Linked DNA regions of Homo sapiens: region 1 is linked to region 2. A link is a contact called in ENCODE Hi-C data. All regions are on one chromosome and are shown on one strand. The core of a region is the stretch at or near the end of the contact, and the rest is flanking DNA. Distances in the headings are between cores, read along the strand shown. Region 1 holds the start of MAP2K2 (mitogen-activated protein kinase kinase 2). Region 2 holds the start of PIP5K1C (phosphatidylinositol-4-phosphate 5-kinase type 1 gamma).

The links. Hi-C counts contacts between places; a loop is a spot of excess contacts on that map. Pooled maps may share reads with other maps.
Region 1: a loop to region 2 is called in a pooled map, with 22 times the contacts of the local background. The contact joins the promoter of MAP2K2 here to the promoter of PIP5K1C in region 2. A Hi-C loop is called at or near these places in 5 of 50 pooled maps.

Annotation. Positions count from the first base shown.
Region 1 is chr19:4,121,374-4,127,376 of GRCh38, forward strand. MAP2K2 (mitogen-activated protein kinase kinase 2) reads right to left here and starts at 2,749. Exons shown (of 11, transcript NM_030662.4): 1 at 2,411-2,749. The coding sequence starts at 2,502. RefSeq lists silencers at 2,342-2,591, 2,782-2,901.
Region 2 is chr19:3,695,768-3,702,266 of GRCh38, forward strand. PIP5K1C (phosphatidylinositol-4-phosphate 5-kinase type 1 gamma) reads right to left here and starts at 4,701. Exons shown (of 18, transcript NM_012398.3): 1 at 4,530-4,701. The coding sequence starts at 4,623. RefSeq lists an enhancer at 3,758-4,541 and silencers at 4,240-4,379, 4,460-4,949.

The DNA of each region.
Region 1 (6,003 bases), core at 1,499-3,998, 420 kb after region 2:
TCACACTCTGGCTTCCCTGTCTCCTCACACTTCCAGCTTCAGGGACTCCACACACTGGGCACCGCCACAAGCAGGAGATGCCCTCTCAGAGATGCCCATCTTGACATCTTGACCTCCCTGGGACCCCATCCTGACCCCCTCAGAACCCCAACATGAGACCCCTAGGACCCCCTGCTCTGCCCTCCCAGAACCCCCACAACATGACCCCCCGAGGACCCCCTAACCTGACCCCCCCAGAATCCCCCAACATGACCCCCGAGGACCCAACCTGACCCCCCCCACAACATGAACCCCCTGGAACCCCTGTCCTGATCCCACTAGACCTCCCCCAGCAGAAACCCCTCCATCTGGAACCCGCTAGAACTCCCATCCTGACCCCGCTAAAGCCCCCCCATGTCCTGACACCCCTAAGACACCCCCTTGTCCTCAGATACCCCAGAACTCCCACCCTGACCCCCCCAAAGTCCCCCGATCCTGACCTTTCTAGGGTCTCCCACCCCATCGTGACCCCCTAGGACACCCCTCTCCCACATCCTGACCCTTCTGGGAGCCCCCTGTCCTCCCCTCTCTTCCCTTTTCCCTGGTTGTCTATGGACCTCCTCACCCCATCCTCTCCCCTAAGGGACCCCCCTGCCCCACCTTGGCACCCTAGGTGCCCTCTTCATCCCATGCCAACCTCATTACTCAGGGACTCATTCCCCAAAAGGACCGCTCCCCGCCCCCCCAAGACCTCTCAGCCTGTCCTCCCCACCCAGGTGCTGCACTCTCAACCTGTGGCTCAGGCACCCTCCCACCCCATCTCTCCCCCATAGGAACCCTCCCACCCCATCTCTCCCCCATAGGGACCCTCCCACCCCATCTCTCCCCCATAGGGACCCTCCCACCCCATCTCTCCCCCATAGGGACCCTCCCACCCCATCTCTCCCCCACAGGGACCCCCTCACCCCATCTCTCCCCCATAGGGACCCCCTCACCCCATCTCTCCCCCATAGGGACCCTCCCACCCCATCTCTCCCCCATAGGGACCCCCTCACCCCATCTCTCCCCCATAGGAACCCTCCCACCCCATCTTTCCCCCATAGGGACCCCCTCACCCCATCTCTCCCCCAAGGGACTCGCTTCACTATCATTTCAATATGCAGAACACCCCTTGCCTATCCTTCCCCCACAGGCCCCCACCGACACATCCTCTCCTCCCAGGGACCCCCTCAACCCCATCTCACAATTCAGGGGCCCTGCACCCCATCTTCTCTCTGCAAGGACATCTCCTTGGCCTGATCTCACGACTTAGGGATTCCAAACCCCATCTTTTCCCCAAAGGGATCTCCCCTCACTCCAATCTCATTACTCAGGGACCCCACCATCTCCCCGATTTCACTATTCAGGGACCGTTCACCCCATTTCACTACTCAGAGACCTACCACCATTCTGCTACTCAGTGACTCCATGCCCTGTCTTTTCCCACAGGGACCTCCCTTGGCCCTATCTCATTATTGAGGGACCCTTACCCCGTCTTTTCCTACCAGGGACCCTACCCCATCTCAGTCTCATTACTCAGGGACCCCTCACCCCATCCTCTCCCCTCTGGAGCCCCCTTGCCCAGATTTCCTCCTCAGGGGCTGCCTGACCTCCCCACACCCCATCCTCTCCTCTCAGGAATGCCCTGCACCCCGATTTCCCTACTCAGGGTCTCCCCTCACCCTCATCTCATGACTACGGCAACCTTTACTCCGTCCTTTCCTCTTAGGAACTCTTCACCCTCATTTCACTACTCAAGGACCCCACACTGTGTTCTCTCCTCTTAGAGATACCCCTCACCCCGATCTCACTGCTTGGGGAGCCTCATCCTGTTCTCTCCTTGGGGACACCCCTCATTCCGATTTTCCTACTGAGGGACTCCCCTCACCCCAGCTTCACTTTTCAGAAGCCCCACACCCCATCTTCTGCACTGCAGGGACCTCCCCTCACTCAACCTCGCTGCTCAGGGACCCCTGTCCCCATCCTCTCCTCTTAGAGACATCCTTCACCCCAACTTCACTACTCAGAGACTCCCGTTATCCCAATTCCACTCTTCAGGAACCCCACACCCCATCTTTTCCACCACAAGGACCTCCCCTCGCCCAATCTCACTGCTCAAAGACCCCCCTGCCCCGTGCACCCTTCGCCCCGTCCTCCGAGGGCCCCCTGCCCCGTCCTCCCCCGAGGGCCCCCTGCCCCGTCCTCCCCCGAGGGTCCCCTGCCCTGTCCTCCCCTCGAGAACCCCCTGCCCCGTGCACCACTCACCCCGTCCTCCCCCGTGACCCCCCTGCCTCGTGCACTCCTCGCGAACCCCCGTCCCCTCGCCCCGTCCTTCCCCGAGGGCTCCCTGCCCCGTGCACCCCAAGCCTCCGGCTGACCCCTGCCCACTCACTCGGAGGCGCCCTCGCTGGTAGGGGATGGGCCCTCGGCGATGGTAGGGTTGATGGTGAGCGCCGGCAGCACCGGCTTCCTCCGGGCCAGCATCGGGGCTCCGCGGGCCGGCGGCGGCGGCGCCTCTAGCCGGGGCCCATAGGGGGCGGGCCGGGAGCGGTCGGCGCCTACGCGAGCCCGGGGCTGCGGCCGCGGCCCAGGCCGGCGTCGGGGCGGCCGAGGGCGGGCGGCGCTGCGGGCCTGGGCCGAGGGTAGCCGAGGGGCGCTGGGGCTGAGGCGAGCGAGCCGCTACCGCTGCCGAGGCCCGAAGAAGGCTGACGCCGCAGCCCGAGTCCGAGAGGCAGGGGGAGGGGAGGGGCGGCCACAAGATCGCGGACCGGCTTCTCGCGATAACGGGATCGGGAGCCGCGATGGACCCCACCCCCAGCCGCCGCGCCTGCGCAGCAGCACAAGGCCGCCTTTCGGAGGGGAAAGGGGCGGAGACCGACGCGAGGCGGTGCCGGGACCGGGCGCCCTCGCTTGCCTTACCACGGCGCGTGTGCCCAAGCGCTTGGGGCATGAGGCGCGGGAGCAGGGGAGGAGACGGAGGGATGAAGGCTGGGGTGATGGTCGTGCACAGGTGGGCAGGGTAGCCAGACTCCTGAGAGCCTGTGGTGCCCCAGGCTGGGGCTGAGAGAACCCGTAAGACCCCAGAACAGTGGACGAGACCCACCCAGAGTCCATTTAATCTTTTTGGCAAGCGTGGACACACGCCCCTAGCCCCCACCGCCTTAGAGTGTCAGTTACTCCCCCTCCTTCATCAGAACAAGGCCACTCTAAAACATTTTTAAAATTTATTTTAATTGACAAATAAAATTGCATATATTACTATGCGCATGTTGAAACATTTTTATTATAAAATACACATAACATAAAACTTGTCATTTTAACCATTTCTAAATGCACAGCTCAGCGGCATTAAGCAACCACCACCACCACCATCTCCAGAATTTTCTCATCTTCCGAAACTGAAACACTGTCCCCTATGAAACCTCACTCCCTATCCCCCTCCCCAGCCCCTGGAACCCAACGTCGTACTTCCTGTGAATCTGATGATTCTAGGGACTTCATATGAGTAGGATCACACAGGTTTTGTCCCTTTGTGGCTGGCATATTTCACTGAGGGCCACGTCCTCAAGGTGCCTGTTGTAGCTGTGTTAGATCCACGTTGTAACCTGTGTTAGAATTTACCCACTTGACTACTCCGGGCATACTTCCAATCGGGTAGCCCTGCTCCAAAAAAGAGCAGAAAAAAAAAAAAAAAGAAAAATTTCCCTTTTTTTTTTTTTGAGACGGAGTCTCGCTCTGTCACCCAGGCTGGAGTGCAGTGGTGCGATCTCGGCCCACTGCAAACTCTGCCTCCCGGGTTCACGCCATTCTCCTGCCTCAGCCTCCCGAGTAGCTGGGACTACAGGTGCCCACCACCATGCCCGGCTAATTTTTTTGTATTTTTAGTAGAGACGGGGTTTCACCGTGTTAGCCAGGATGGTCTCCATCTCCTGACCTCGTGATCCACCCGCCTCGATCTCCCAAAGTGCTGGGATTACAGGCGTGAGCCACCGCACCCAGTCAGGATTTTCCTCCTTTTTAAGGCTGAATAATATTCTATTGTGTGCATGGACTATATTTTGCTTATCCATTTATCTGCCACTAGACACTTCGGTGAATCGTGCCGCTATGAACACAGATGTACAAATATCTGTTTGAGTCCTTGCCTTGAGTTCTTTTGGGTATATGTTCTGAAGAGGAATTACTGGATTATATGGTAATTCTATGTTGAACTTTTTGAAGCACCACCTTACTATTTAATACAATAGCCGTACCACTTTATAAGAAAGGTCATAGGCTGGGCGCGGTGGCTCACGCCTGTAATCCCAGCACTTTGGGAGGTCGAGGCGGGTGGATCACCTGAGGTCAGGAGTTGAAGACGAGTCTGGCCAACATGGTGAAACCCCGTCTCTACTAAAACAAAAAAATACAAAAATTAGCCGGGCATGGTGGCGCGTGCCTGTAATCCCAGCTACTCGCGAGGTTGAGGCAGAAGAATTGCTTGAACCCGGGAGGCAGAGGTTGCAGTGAGCCAAGATCACGCCATTGCACTCCAGCTTGGGAGACAAGAGCGAGACTTCGTCTCAAAAAAATCAAACAAACAAACAAACAAACAAATAAATAAATAAAATACAAAAATTAGCCAGGCCTGGCGGTGTGTGCCTATAGTCTCAGCTACTCAGGCGGCTGAGGCAGGAGAATCGCTTGAACCCGGGGGGCAGACGTTGCAGTGAGCCAAGATTGCACCACTGCCCTCCAGCCTGGGCGACAAAGTAAGACTCCGTCTCCAATAAAACAGAACAAAAAAAAATTTAATTTTTTGCCAGGTGCCGTGGCTCACACCTGTAATCCCAGGACCCTGGGAAGCTGAGGTGGGCTGATCACTTGAGGTCAGGAGTTCGAGACCAACCTGGCCAACATGGTGAAACCTCGTCTCTACTAAAAATACAAAAATTACACAGGTGTGGTGGCGGGTGGCTGTAATTCCAGCTACTAGGGAGGCTGAGGTGGGATAACTGAACCCCGGAGGCGGAGGTTGCAGTGAGCCGAGATTGTGCCATCGCATTCCAGCCTGGGCGACAGAGCCAGACTCACGCTCAAAAAACAAAACCAACCAACTGGCCGGGCGCGGTGGCTCACGCCTGTAATCCCAGCACTTTGGGAAGCCAAGGCAGGTGGATCATGAGGTCAAGAGATTGAGACTATCCTGGCCAACATGGTGAAACCCCGTCTCTACTAAAAATACAAAAATTAACTGGGTGTGGTGATGCGTGCCTGTAGTCCCAGCTACTCGGGAGGCTGAGGCAGGAGAATCGCTTAAACCCGGGAGGTGGAGGTTGCAGTGAGCCGAGATCACGCCATTGCACTCCAGCCTGGGCGACCGACCGAGACTCCATCTCGAAAAAAACAAAACAAAACAAAACAACAAACAAAACACTGCTCCTGGGGAAGCCTGCTCCTGGGTTTTTACAATCTGGGCCTTTCAGTTTTACTTCTCATCGCTCCCACCCGCTTGTCCAAAATTCAGATGGATGCATATGTGGCCTCAAATAAGGACAGGCCCTTTCAGAGACAGGGCTATTTCCATGTTCCTTCTGTTTTGCCTAGCAATCTTTCTCCCATTTTATCCTATTTTAGGCTTTTTTTTTCTTTTTAAGACAAGTTCTGACTCTGTCACCCAGGCCTCAGGCTGGAGTGCAGTGGCACGATCATAACTCTCTGCAGCCTCCACCTCCCTGGCTCAAGCGATTCTCCCACCTCAGCCTCCCTAGTAGCCCTGGCTACAAACATACGCCACCACACTCGGCTAATTTTTGTATTTTTTGTCCAGACAGGGTTTCTCCATGTCACTCAGGCTGGTCTCACACTCCTAGGCTCAAGCGATCCTCCTGCCTCGTCCTCAGCAGTGCTGGGACTAGAGCCGTGAGCCACTGCACTCACCTATTAATGCACAAGTTTCTGAAGTTCAATTTCTTGGATTATTACAACTCTATACATCCATGTAAC
Region 2 (6,499 bases), core at 3,451-5,950:
CCCAGGCATGCAGTGGCACGATCACAGCTCAGTGCAGCCTCAGCCTCCCAGGCTCAGGTGATCCTCCTGCCTCAGCCTCCTGAGTAGCTGGAACTACAGGTACATACCATTACGTCTAGCTACTTCTTTTAATTTTTTTTTAGTAGAGACAGGGGTCTTGCTATGTTGCTCCAGGCTGGTCTCAAACTCCTGAGATCAAGTGATCCTCCTGCTTCAGCCTCCCAAAATGCTGGGATTACAGGTGTGAGCCACCGTGCCCGGCCTCCCTGACCTTTTTACACAGACCACCACAGCTACAGGGAGGCCCTGGTGGCGGTGCTGACTCCCTGCCCGGCCGCCCTGTGACCACACTACACTGTGCTCCAGGCAGGCGGGGCCTCTGCTGGGGCCATGCCCTCTTCCTGCCCAATGCCCACAGGTCTCCCTCGGATGCCACCTTCTTGGCAAGGCCTTCCCAGCCACCCCATTCTACCTTACCCTTCCTCCCTGGCACTGCTGGCCTCATGCACCTGATGTTCACCAGGATCTGCACTGTGCTGAGCTCTTCCGGGCGCAGGGGATGCCGCAGGAGTGGCACAGACGGTCTTGGCCCTCGTGGAGCTCTCGCTCAGGAGGAGATGGTCAGAAAACACGTCAGCAGAGCCATATGTTTCAGGTGGTGACAAACGCTATGGTGGCACAATCAGGGAAGAGGAACCGGGAGGGCAGGGGACGGAGAAGGGGAGACCGCTGTGTGGTGACAGCAGGGCAGGGAGGCCTCACGGAGAGGAGATGCTCCCACAAAACCTGGAAAGCGCTAAGGGAGCAAAGGACACAGATGGGAGGAGGGGCATTCCGGGGTGGGGGTGGGGGGCAGCCGTGCAAAGGCCCCGGGGCAGGACCATGCCCTGCATGCTGGAGGAACAGCAAGGGGCCCATGGGCCTACAGCAGAGTGCAGACGGGAGGGCAGGGAGGGCAGAGTGCGGAGGGGAGGGCAGGGAGGGCAGGGAGGGCCCGGGGCAGGCTGTGCAGGGCCTGATGGGCTTCAAAGAGGACTATGTCTTTGACCCCAAGGGAGGTGGGAGCCATGGAGGGCTGCGAGCAGAGGAGGGTCGGGACTCGGGCCGCTGGTTTTTAATGGGGTCCTCCTGGAATGTGGGACAGGGAGCAGAGGAAGAGCAGGGGCGCCAGGCCTGGCTCAGGGGGCAAAGGAGGACTGAGCTGGACCGAGGAGGACTGAGCTGGACGGAGGAGGATCGAGCTGGACCGAGGAGGACCGAGCTGGACAAAGGAGGACTGAGCTGGACCGGGGAGGACCGAGCTGGACCAAGGAGGACCGAGCTGGACCGAGGAGGACCAAGGAGGACCGAGCCAGACGAAGGAGGACTGAGCCGGACGAAGGAGAACCGAGCCGGACAGAGGAGGACCAAGCTGGACTGGGGAGGACTGAGCCGGATGGAGGAGGACTAAGCTGGACCGGGGAGGACCGAGCTGGACCCGGGAGGACCGAGCCAGATGGAGGAGGACCAAGCCGGATAGAGGACCGAGCCGGATGGAGGAGGACTGGGCCGGACGGAGGAGGACCGAGCTGGACCGGGGAGGACCGAGCCAGACAGAGGAGGACTGAGCCAGACGGAGGAGGACTGAGCTGGACCGGGGAGTACTCAGCCAGACGGAGGAGGACCGAGCTGTACGGAGGAGGACCGAGCTGGACCGAGGAGGACCGAGCTGGACCGGGGAGGACCGAGCTGGACCAGGGAGGACCAAGCTGGACCCGGGAGGACCAAGCTGGACCCGGGAGAGGCAGAGGACAGGGAAGGAGTCAGTGGGTTCTGGGCCAGTTCTGAAGGTGAAGCTGCCATCATTTGCTGCCAGATCAGCCGTGGAAGTGGGGCAGGGGCAGGGATGCAGCTGACCTTTCCAGGGCATCACAGAGACAGATCAGCCGTGGGAGTGGGGCAGGGGCAGGGATGGAGCTGACCGTTCTGGGGCATCACAGAGACAGGACAGCCTGGGAGAGGCTCAGACACGCCCAGGCCACAGCTCAGACCAAACTCCACCACAGGCCATCGGCCCACACAGTGGGCACAGCCGCATCCCAAGCCCCGGCCTTCCCGAGACCGCCCCCACGTGCCCCACGGCCACGGCCCATGGAGACGCCATTCAGGCCACGCCTCGGGAGCCAGGAGCCCAGGCAATTAGAGGAACCAAATTCTAAACACCAACGAGACATTGCTTTGCCTCCCATCGGATCAGCCGAAATCGCCAAGGACGATGACACTGGGAGCTGGCAGTGCCGTGGGAAACGGGCAGCCTCCCTCGGCCCCTGTCGGACAAGGCTCCCGCTGTAGCTGAGCTTTCTGGAAGGTGTCGCCATCGCTTCTAACAGTGAGCGGTGACTCCAGAAACCACGGGCATGGGCCTCAGCAGGGGCCTGGAGGCACCGATGGTGGAGAGGCCGGAAAGGGGTGGCCAACCGGCACGACAATCACCAAGCACGAGCGCCAACTCATCCCAGGCTCAGCCCCTAGCACACACGGTCATCACCCCACTTCACAGACGGGACGCTGAAGCCCGGGGAAGTGACGGCCACACAGCACCTGAAGCGCGGAGCTGGGAGGGGGACATCGGCGGGACCAACTCTGGGGCTCCCCCTTAACCACTGCCTGGCGCTCGCCCTCTCTACAAACCGATACCAACATAGGGTGGGGAGACTCCAGATGACCAGAGATAAAAAGCAAGCAGTTCACAGAGTCATAAACGTGTGGCATTTCTCACCAGGGCCGTCCTGCCCCCAGGGGACACTGAACGGTGTCTGGGTCACTTGTGGCTGTCACAACTGGCAGGTGCTCCTGGCATGGAGTGGGCAGAAGCCAGGGGCGTTGCTCAGCACCCCTAATTTCCTGACTCAAAATACCTCTGCCAAGGCACAGAAGCCCCAGTGAGGCATGAAACCATCTCGGTGAAGAACAAGCAGGCCCCTTTATGTGCTCACGTCTCTGTGGCCCAGCCAGGCACAACCTAAACTCACCAGCGCTAACATCAGGAGGGATGGCGTTGGAGGAGTGAGGCAACTCTGAATTTTAAACATTCAGAAGCAGTATATGGCCAGCTGGGGTCAGATTTCTGTGGATTTCAGGGATGGGCAGAGATGCCAGACCCTGACCTTCCAGCCCTCCCCGGCCCCCCACCCCCACCCCCCCACTCCCCCGCTCTCCCACCCCACCACCATGCTCAGTCTGGAGCTGGCAACTTTATCTGTCCCCGGTGCTCCCAGAGCCCCTGATAAGATGAATGGTCGCGGTGTGGTTTTCTTTTGGTCAGCGAGTCCTGGGCTACTTTGTCTCTGACCAGCTGGGGTCAGAGGGCTGACAGCGGAAGTTGGGGGGCCCAAGAAAGGAACCCGGGCTGGGGCCTGGTGCCCTGCCTGGGTTCCTCCACCATGTCTCTTGCTGGCCAGGCCAGGACACCGGCTGCCCGCAAAGAAAGGGGCGAGGCCACTGGCTCTGGGGAAGGAACCGGGTCACCTACCAAGCGGTTCCAGATGGCCGCCGGGAGGGAAGCCACGAGTGTCTTTCAAGGCGGGGGGTGGGGGGGGGACTTGATGACTTCCACACTCTCTCTCTCTCCAGACATCTCCCCAACTCCCAGGCAGCACGCATCGCCCGCCCGCCCGCTTGCCCGCCTGCCAACCAAGGAAGCTTCGGGAGGCCTGGGGGGAGAAGGAGGACGGATGCCCGTGTGGGTGTCTACAGAGACGCTGCTGCTGGCTGCCTGGGAGGAGCAGAGGATTTTGTGAATCCGGAAACTTCCGATTTGGGAGCTTGTGACCTCGACTGAGAAGGAACTGTTCCCTTCCTCTGGGCTCTGCACACCGTCCCCACAGAAGGGAAGGCCCAGCTGCCGCCACCTACCCGGCTGGAGGTCCAGGAAGCAGCTAAAGGGGGCATGAGACAGCCGTGCCCCCCGCCCAGCCCGCAGCCCCACCAGTGTGTCCTGGGGGAAGGCTCGGGGAGAGGAAAAGGGGGCGACAGGGCACCCTGTGTGCACAGCCGGGGCGGTGGAGGCATCTTGAGATGTAACCCTTTTCCTCCCCTCATTTTAGCAGGGAGGTAAACTGAGGCCCAGGAAGGTGAGGAAAGGTCGCGCACCCGGACTCAGGTCTGGGGACTTACAGAAAGGGAGGTGACATCAGGAGGTGGGCACGCACGGCCTCAGAGACCCCCGCCTCCACCCAAGCAGCCGCCACTCACACGACGGGCAGCCCCTGGGAGCGGGTCAGGCAGAACGGGGATCCCCAGCGGCGCCCACGCCGAGTCGCCCCCGGCCCGGGAGCGGTGGGAGGTAGCCCCTCGCAGGCCTCCCGCTTCCCGGCGCGGCTTCAGCCCCGTCCTCCCCGCGGCTCCAGGGGACTGCCCCGCCCCAGGCTCCTGGAACCGGCGGCGCCCCCGCAGCGACCGTGCAGCCCCCGCCCCGGCCCCGCAGCCCCGCGACTCTCGGCGCTCGGACGAGCCCAGCGGGCCGCAGCCCCGGGAGGCCGGGCCGTTACCTGCCGCCGCCCCGCTCTCTGCCGCCCACGCCGCCTCCGAGGGCACGGCCCCCGCCTCAGCGCTCTCCGCCTCGTCCGGTACCTCCAGCTCCATGGCCGCGCGCGGACGGCGGCGGGGGCGCCCGAGGGGGACCCGAGCTGCGACCGCCGCCGCCGAACAACAAGCGCCGCCGGCCAAGGGAGGGCGCGCCGGGCCGGCGCGGGGCGGACGGGGCGGGGCCTGCGTGCGTGCGACGCCGCGGACGGCGCGCGGCCAATCGGGGCTCGGGGGCGGGGCCTGCTTGCGACCCGCAGCCAGGAGCGCCTCGAGTGCCCCCTCGCGCCCAGGGGTGGGAGTACAGAGCCAGGCTCGCCATTCCATCGTATTAGGTCAGTAAGATTGACAGGCACGATACGTATCAATAACATTGCTGTGCACAACACATACCAATAACATGGATCTACACAACACATGACAATAATATGGATCTATACAGCACGTGCCAATAATATGGATGTACACAGCACATGCCAATAACATGGATCTAAACAGCACATGCCAATAACAGGGACCTGCACAGCGCATGACAATAACATGGATCTGGCCGGGCGCGGTGACTCACGCCTATATTCCCGGCACTTTGGGAGGCCGAAGAGGGCGGATCACCTGAGGTCAGGAGTTCAAGACCATCCTGACCAACATGGTGAAATCCTGTCTCTACTAAAAATACAAAAAATAGCTGGGCGTGGTGGCACATGCCTGTAATCGCGGCTACTCGGGAGGCTGAGGCAGGAGAATCGCTGGAACCCAGGAGGGAGAGGTTGCAGTGAGCTGAGATCGCACCATTGCCCTCCAGCCTGGGCCACAGAGTGAGACTCTGTCCCAAAAAAAACCACACATGGACCTACACAGCACATGCCAATAACATGGAGTTACCCAATGCATGCCAATAACATGGATATACACAATACATGCCAATAACACGGATATGCACAATACATGCCAATAACATGGATATACACAATACATGCCAATAACATGAATCTATACTATATCATTGACATGGATCTACATAAAACATACAAATAGCATTGCTATATGCAATACATGCCAATCACATTGCTATACACAATGAATACCAATAACATTGATCTACACAATACATGTAACTAACATTGATACACACACTACATGTCAATAACATTGATATACACACTACATGCCAATAACATGGATATACACACTACATGCCAATAACATTGATATACACACTACATGCCAATAACATTAATGTACACACTACATGTCAATAACATTGATATACACACTACATGTCAATAACATTGATATGCACAAAATATACCAATAACAGTGATATACACAGTACATGTAAATAATATTGATCTACACAGGGCCGGGCGCGGTGGCTCATGCCTGTAATCCCAAGACTTTGGGAGGCCGAGGCGGGCGGATCACGAGGTCAGGAGATTGAGACCATCCTGGTTAACATGGTGAAACCCCGTCTCTACTAAAAATACAAAAAATTAGCCAGGCGTGGTGGCGGGCGCCTGTAGTCCCAGCTACTTGGGAGGCTAAGGCAGGAGAATAGGGTGAACCTGGGAGGCAGAGCTTGCAGTGAGCTGAGATCGTGTCACTGCACTCCAGCCTGGGCAACAGAGCGAGACTCCATATCAAAAAAAAATATATATATATATAGATCTACACAATACATGTTATTAACATTGATCTACGCAATACATATCAATAACATTTGCAATTAACTACCTGTTTATTATCATATTGCAAATAATATTTATATTCCATCGTTTGTATTACGTAAGTATAGATATGTTATTGTTTTCTTTATATTATTTTATCAATAATAATACAGTTTGCTATTATAAGAAACATATAATTATAGAAATACATAATAAATTATATATATTTATGCAAATGTAAGTAGCAATATTTATATCCTTCTTTTTTTTTT